Linked DNA regions of Homo sapiens: region 1 is linked to region 2. The links are chromatin contacts, found by Hi-C or POLR2A ChIA-PET in ENCODE. All regions are on one chromosome and are shown on one strand. Each heading gives the region's core, a stretch centred on a gene start or an enhancer-like site at or near the end of the contact. The rest is flanking DNA. Distances are from core to core; before and after follow the strand shown.

What was found. Hi-C counts contacts between places; a loop is a spot of excess contacts on that map. ChIA-PET counts read pairs that join two places held with the same protein, here RNA polymerase II (POLR2A). Pooled maps may share reads with other maps.
Region 1: a loop to region 2 is called in a pooled map, with 2.3 times the contacts of the local background. The contact joins the enhancer-like site here to the promoter of SEMA3G in region 2. A Hi-C loop is called at or near these places in 4 of 50 pooled maps. POLR2A ChIA-PET finds 5 or more read pairs at or near these places in 7 of 52 experiments (CD8-positive, alpha-beta memory T cell, GM12878, PC-9 and 4 more).

Annotation. Positions count from the first base shown.
Region 1 is chr3:52,251,755-52,254,674 of GRCh38, forward strand. WDR82 (WD repeat domain 82) reads right to left here. Exons shown (of 9, transcript NM_025222.4): 9 at 2,680-2,920. Among named protein-coding and RNA genes, the nearest start is that of PPM1M, 7.5 kb to the left of the region's middle. RefSeq lists an enhancer at 1,677-1,996. Within about 2 kb of position 1,662, at least 17 of the 41 ENCODE cell types and tissues checked have a DNase peak (open chromatin) inside an H3K27ac peak, as active enhancers do; they include GM12878, where a contact is called at or near this core.
Region 2 is chr3:52,443,437-52,446,372 of GRCh38, forward strand. SEMA3G (semaphorin 3G) reads right to left here and starts at 1,667. Exons shown (of 16, transcript NM_020163.3): 1 at 1,477-1,667. The coding sequence starts at 1,591. RefSeq lists enhancers at 764-1,640, 1,641-2,517.

The DNA of each region.
Region 1 (2,920 bases), core at 412-2,911, 190 kb before region 2:
AAAAACTAAAAATAAAAAGTAATGAGACAGGGTCTATTTTGCCCAGGATAGTCTCAAACTGCTGGGTTCAAGCAGTCCTCCCAGCCTGTAGCTGGAATTACAGATGTACACTGTGACTTTTTCACTTACTTTTGAATGCAGATTTCTATAAAGCTATAATTAGCTGGATAAAAGTTAGGGCCTTAGGGCTTGCTGTTTAATAAGCAGCTTAGTTCATCTTCTCCAAAAAGACTATGCTGTCATCTTGGCTGGGGCACAGTGGCTCATGCCTGTAATCCCAGGACTTTGGGAGGCTGAAGCAGGTAGATCACTTGAGCTCGGGAGTTTGAGACCATCCTGAACAACATGGTGAAACCCCATCTCTATCAAAAATACAAAAAATTAGTAGGGCATGGTGATATATGCCTGTGGTCCCAGCTACTTGGAAGGCTGAGGTGGGAGGATCACCTGAACCCAGGAGGTGGAGGTTGCAGTGAGGGGAGATTGTGCCACTCCACTCCAGCCTGGACAACACAGTGAGACTCTGTCTCAAAACAAAACAAAACAAACAAAAAAATGGGGCCAGGCCTGGTGGCTCAGGTGTGTCATCCAGCACTTTGGGAGGCTGAGCAGGCAGATCACCTGAGGTCCGGAGTTTGAGACCAGCCTGACCAACATGTTGAAACCCTGTCTCTACTAAAAATACAAAATTAGCCAGGTGTGGTGGCACATGCCTGTAATCCCAGCTACTCGGGAGGCTGAGGCAGGAGAATCGCTTGAACCCGGGAGGCGGAGGTTGCAGTGAGCCAAGATCGCACCGTTGTACTCCAGCCTGGGCAATAAGAGCAAAACTGTCTCAAAAACAAAACAAAACAAAAACAGCCATGCTGTCAACTAGAACGTACCAAAGCTCAAGTGCTCAGGAAGTATCTATTGAATTACAAGGCAAACCACCTTCATGACCTCAGCTTTACTTGACCCTTCTCTGATTTACTCCTACTTTATAATTTAGGTGAATTCTCTCACCAGGCAACTGACAGCCCAAAATTGCAGCCAAGAAGAATATCCAACAGGTCGCAGAGCCAATGGTAAAACCTGTATAATTAACTCAACTGAGAGGCTCTCAGAACCCACCCCACCCCGGCTTTTTTTTTTTTTTTTTTGAGATGGAGCTTCACTCTTGTCGCCCAGGCTGGAGTGTAATGGTGCCATCTCAGCTCACTGCAACCTCTAGCCTCCTGGGTTCAAGTGATTCTCCTGCCTCAGCCTCCTGAACAGTTGGAATTACAGGCACACACCACCACACCCAATATTTTTAGTAGAGATGGGGTTTCATCATGTTGGCCAGCCTGGTCTCAAACTCCTGACCTCAGGTGATCCACCCACCTCGGTCTCCCAAAGTGCTGGGATTACAGGCGTGAGCCACTGCACCCAGCCTCAGACCCCCTTTCCTACCCATTAACTCTAGATTTCATTTCCTACACATTCTCCAGGGAAGACTGGAAAAACTGCATCAGATATTTCCCACTGCTATATTCCACAGTGCAGGACTTCAGGGTTGAACCTGTCCACAGCTAGGCCCTATGGTAGTCTTGCTAGGACTCCTCTAGCCAGGCAGCTTGAGTGCTGTCCTACCAGCCTGTAGGAGTGTCACTTCCTCTTTCCTCACCACAGCCTCCACTACCTCACCACTCCGCCTGAGCAAAAAAAAAAAAAAGGGTGGGCAGCATCCTGTGCCTGCTTCTCTTACCCACATCAACTGCTGAGCCAGCTCGCCCCCACAGCCTGCTTGCCTAGCTTGCTACCATGCCTGCTGTTGTTCCTCACGTCACAAGGCTGAATGAAGCCTGGGGGGTGGGTGAAGTAGGTCTTTCAGTTGCGAGCAGGACAGAGACCAGAGTGGCTGCTCTAAGGGCAGCCATGCTTACCTACTTGTTCATGTCTCCCAGCAGAGCTGAACACGGCAGCAGTCCTCCCACCAGGCCAGGAGGGGGTCTCTTCCTACGTACGTAGTGTCAGAAGAGCCTGTGCATGGCCTGTCACACACAAGCTAGGATGTTCCCTCCGCCACTGTTGCAGAGTCCCATGAGCAATGTGAAAATGTGGCAGGCCCAAGGTTTTCTTCTCTGGTCCAGAGAGGGCGAGGCAAGAGCAGGAAGCAGGTTCTACAGCTCTGAGAATGCTGAGCTAGAGCAGCAGCCTCCAGGCAAATGGGTTACCAAAGCAATTGCCTTCTGCCAGACTGGGTGCTGGGGCCTCAGAGAGACTCCAGTATTCTTGCCTTCCTGAAACCAGGGTCTAGCAGGACAAAACATATTCCAACTAGAGGTTGTCAATCTGGTGAAGGGTTGAGTAAACAGTAGAGGATGCAAGGCAGCCTGAGGTAAGTGCCAGACAGTCTCCGAAGATTCAGGCTGGCTCAGGCTTGCCTTGCCCCGTCAGTCATTGCTGGCTCTATGGCTATTACAGCCTGGGGTTGAAGGCTGGTTCTAGGGGTTCCTCCCACCAGCCCATAAATCTTAGTTACCAAGGGGCAGTCAGAGGCAGTCCCAGGGAGCCCAGCAATCCGTCTACACAGCATTACAGCAAGCTGCAGTGTGAGCCAGAACTAACAGGAGACAACCCAAGCCTCCCTCCAGCTCTGGGAACCAGGCAAACCATGCTACAGAAACTCAAATCGAAGAGGCTGCAGCCATAAAATTCTGTTTAAGACTGTAACATGGAAAAAATGTTTATACGTTAAGTACAAAAGGGACATAAAATTGTATATACAGAATAACGACTATGTAAACACACCAAAAATCTATGCACAGAAATGTCTAGGGGGAACATTTAACACCAAAAGATTAACAGTGGTAGCATTTGGGTGGCAAACTTGATTCTTTCTAAAATTCCCATATTTTCCTTAATAAGCAGTAATTATAATTACAACGGGAAATAA
Region 2 (2,936 bases), core at 417-2,916:
TTCTCCCCACAGATGCTGGCTATCCCACCCCAGAGATGAGAGCGGGGAGCTGTCTGGGGACATCGGTCCCAGGAGTTGAGGATCCTGAGGTAGGTCCTCCGGGCTTGGCTAGGGAGGTGGAGGTAATGGGGGCAGTAGGATGTGGCAGGAAGAGGGTGCTGGCCACCTTTGGGAAGGCCCAGAGTGTCCTATGCCTTCCCTACGGAAGCACCTCTACCCAACACCCATTCCACCCCCAAAACTCATCAACGGTCTCTTCCGGGAAGCCCTCCATGGATGACAGTACCTTGGGGAACTTTCCCTATTTGGGGCTTTTTCTAGCAGTCTGACCTCCCCGCAAAACCACAGCTCCCGGAACAAGACCACATTCCCCTCAGCCTCTCCAGGGACGAGCGCCATCTCCCCCAGCAGACTGGGCTTCCCAGGGGAAGGTGGTCACCCCTCTGGTTTCCTCAGGAAGGATCTGCCAAGAGCCTGTCTCGGGCCTTCCCTGGGCCCATCCGTGGAGGCCTGAGCCGGCTCACATGTCTAGGGTAGAACACAGGAACCCCCAGGCTGGGATGTGCAAAAAGGGGAGGTGAAACTCCCCCTGGGCTGGGGCGCTTCTTGGGTGCAGGAGCACATGAACAAGCCCACTCTGGGAAGTGGGCTGCAAGGGGGGTCCTCCCCTTCTCTGTGGCCCCAGGACCAAGGGATAGCATGCTGCCTGCTCTCCCGTTGGCCACCCTGGGCAAAAAGTGCCAGTTGAGCCCAGACAGACCCTTCAGCCCCACCCTCTCTGTCACTCTCCCCTGCCTGGTCCCTTCCTCTGTCTCCTCCCCATCTTTATTGAGCTCTCTCAGGGTCTCCATCTGTCCCTTTCTCAGCACTCCCCCTCAGGTGCCTCCCACCGCCACCCTGGTCCTGTCTCCCAGGACCTGCCTCCCTCCCACTCCCCGAGAGCTGTGCAGGGAGAGGCTCCCTCCCCTACAGCTGACCAGGCACCCAAGAGCCCAAGCCACCCAAACAGGGCACACGCACACAAACAGGGCACACGCACCCAAACAGGGCACACGCACACAAACATGGCACACGCACACAAACTCGGCACACGCACCCAAACAGGGCACACGCACACAAACTCGGCACACGCACACAAACACTGCACACGCACCCAAACAGGGCACACGCACACAAACACGGCACATGCACCCAAACAGGGCACACGCACACAAACAGGGCACACGCACACAAACACGGCACACGCAAACTCGGCACACGCACACAAACTCGGCACACGCACACAAACACGGCACACGCAAACTCGGCACACGCACACAAACTCGGCACACGCACACAAACACTGCACATGCACACAAACACGGCACACGCACCCAAACAGGGCACATGCACACAAACACGGCACATGCACCCAAACAGAGCGCACACACACAAACAGGGCACATGCACACAAACAGGGCACGCAGGGGCTGGTACCTCGGTAGGAGAGCCGCAGGCGGGGCACACTGGGGCCGGGGCTGGGGCCAGAGCTACCCCCATGGAGCAGGAGGCCCCCTAGCAGCCAGCAAATGGCCCAGGCCGAGGGGGCCATGCTGGGGAACTGAGGGCACCGCTGCCGCCTGCCTGCAGAGCCGCCCTCTGGTCCCGCTGGCCGCCGGTTGTAGTTTGCTCTGCTGCCACCAGGCCACCACTTATAAGGCAGTGGCTCCACCCAGTCCTGGGCGGGAAGAGGGGCGGAGGAGAGAAGGAGGCTGGGGCCTTGCCGTCCACCTGCCGCTTCTCCTTCCACCTTGTTGGCCCAGTGCAGGCTTTTGTGCCACACTGGCCAGCTCCCCATTGGGAAGACCTTCCCAGCTAGGGCACAGGCCATGTGTACAGAGATGTCCACAAATGCAGGTCCCCAGGCTCCAGCAAAGTGACAAGTGGGGAGAGAGCCTGGAAGGGAGGTCAGGGATCAGAGGTTAAAGTTGATGGGCTGGGTAGGGGCCTAGCTGGGCTCTGCCTTGTTCTCTGCCCCTCCACTGCCCACAGCAGAGACCTTCCAAACTGGCCCTGCCCCAATTCCAGGATATTCCAGCCCCCTGAAGCTTTGGCCAGACTCTCCAGCTCCCCTGGGTAAGGGTGGAGGGCCATTCCCAGCCCAAGGGGCGCCATGTCCTAGACAGGTGTTTGAGGTCCGGCAACACTTCATAGAGCCAGCAAGAGATGACTGCCCAGCCTCTTCCACCCAGGCCTGTCCCCATCTGGCTTCCAGGCACCCCAGCCTCTCCCCACATCTACATGCCCCATCTCAGCTCACCAGGCTTGCTTTGGGGTAGGGGACAGGGGCATCAGGGGACTCCATGCCGAGGGAACCTCCCCTTGCCCTGCCTCCCTCAGGCCTCCAGTCCTTCCAGAGACTCAGGGTCCAGAGCTTCCCCAGGTCAGTGATGGTTCTTCCCAGGGACCCCATGCCCCATAGGCCCTACAGACACCTATGATCTCTTAGAGGTCACTTCCCCCACCCTGAATACTGACTGGGTGGCGGGGGGCACAGAAAGCCACAGAAGAGGGCCAAAGGGGAAATGGGACTGAGGGCCTGAATCTGGGGTGAGTGACGGGACCTCCCCATGCTCCCTGCCCCAGAACAGTCGCCACCTCACCCCACCCCAGAACCCTACACTCAGAACCTGAGGCCCTGGGCACTAAAGAGATTTTAATTTTGAGCTGGAGTTTGAGTTCCCAGGATTCTAACAGCTCCTGCAGGTTGGGCCTCCCACATGGACCGGCCTGGGCCCTCTGATGGTGGTCAGGGAACTTGCGGGGCACTCAGAGAGGGAAGGACCTGGCCCAGGCCACAGAGCAGGCTGAGAATGGGTCCAGCTCAGCTCTGCCCCTTCCTGGGACCCTCCTTTGCTTCTGGGCGTTGTTGGGAGTATGGGGACCCCACCCTCCTC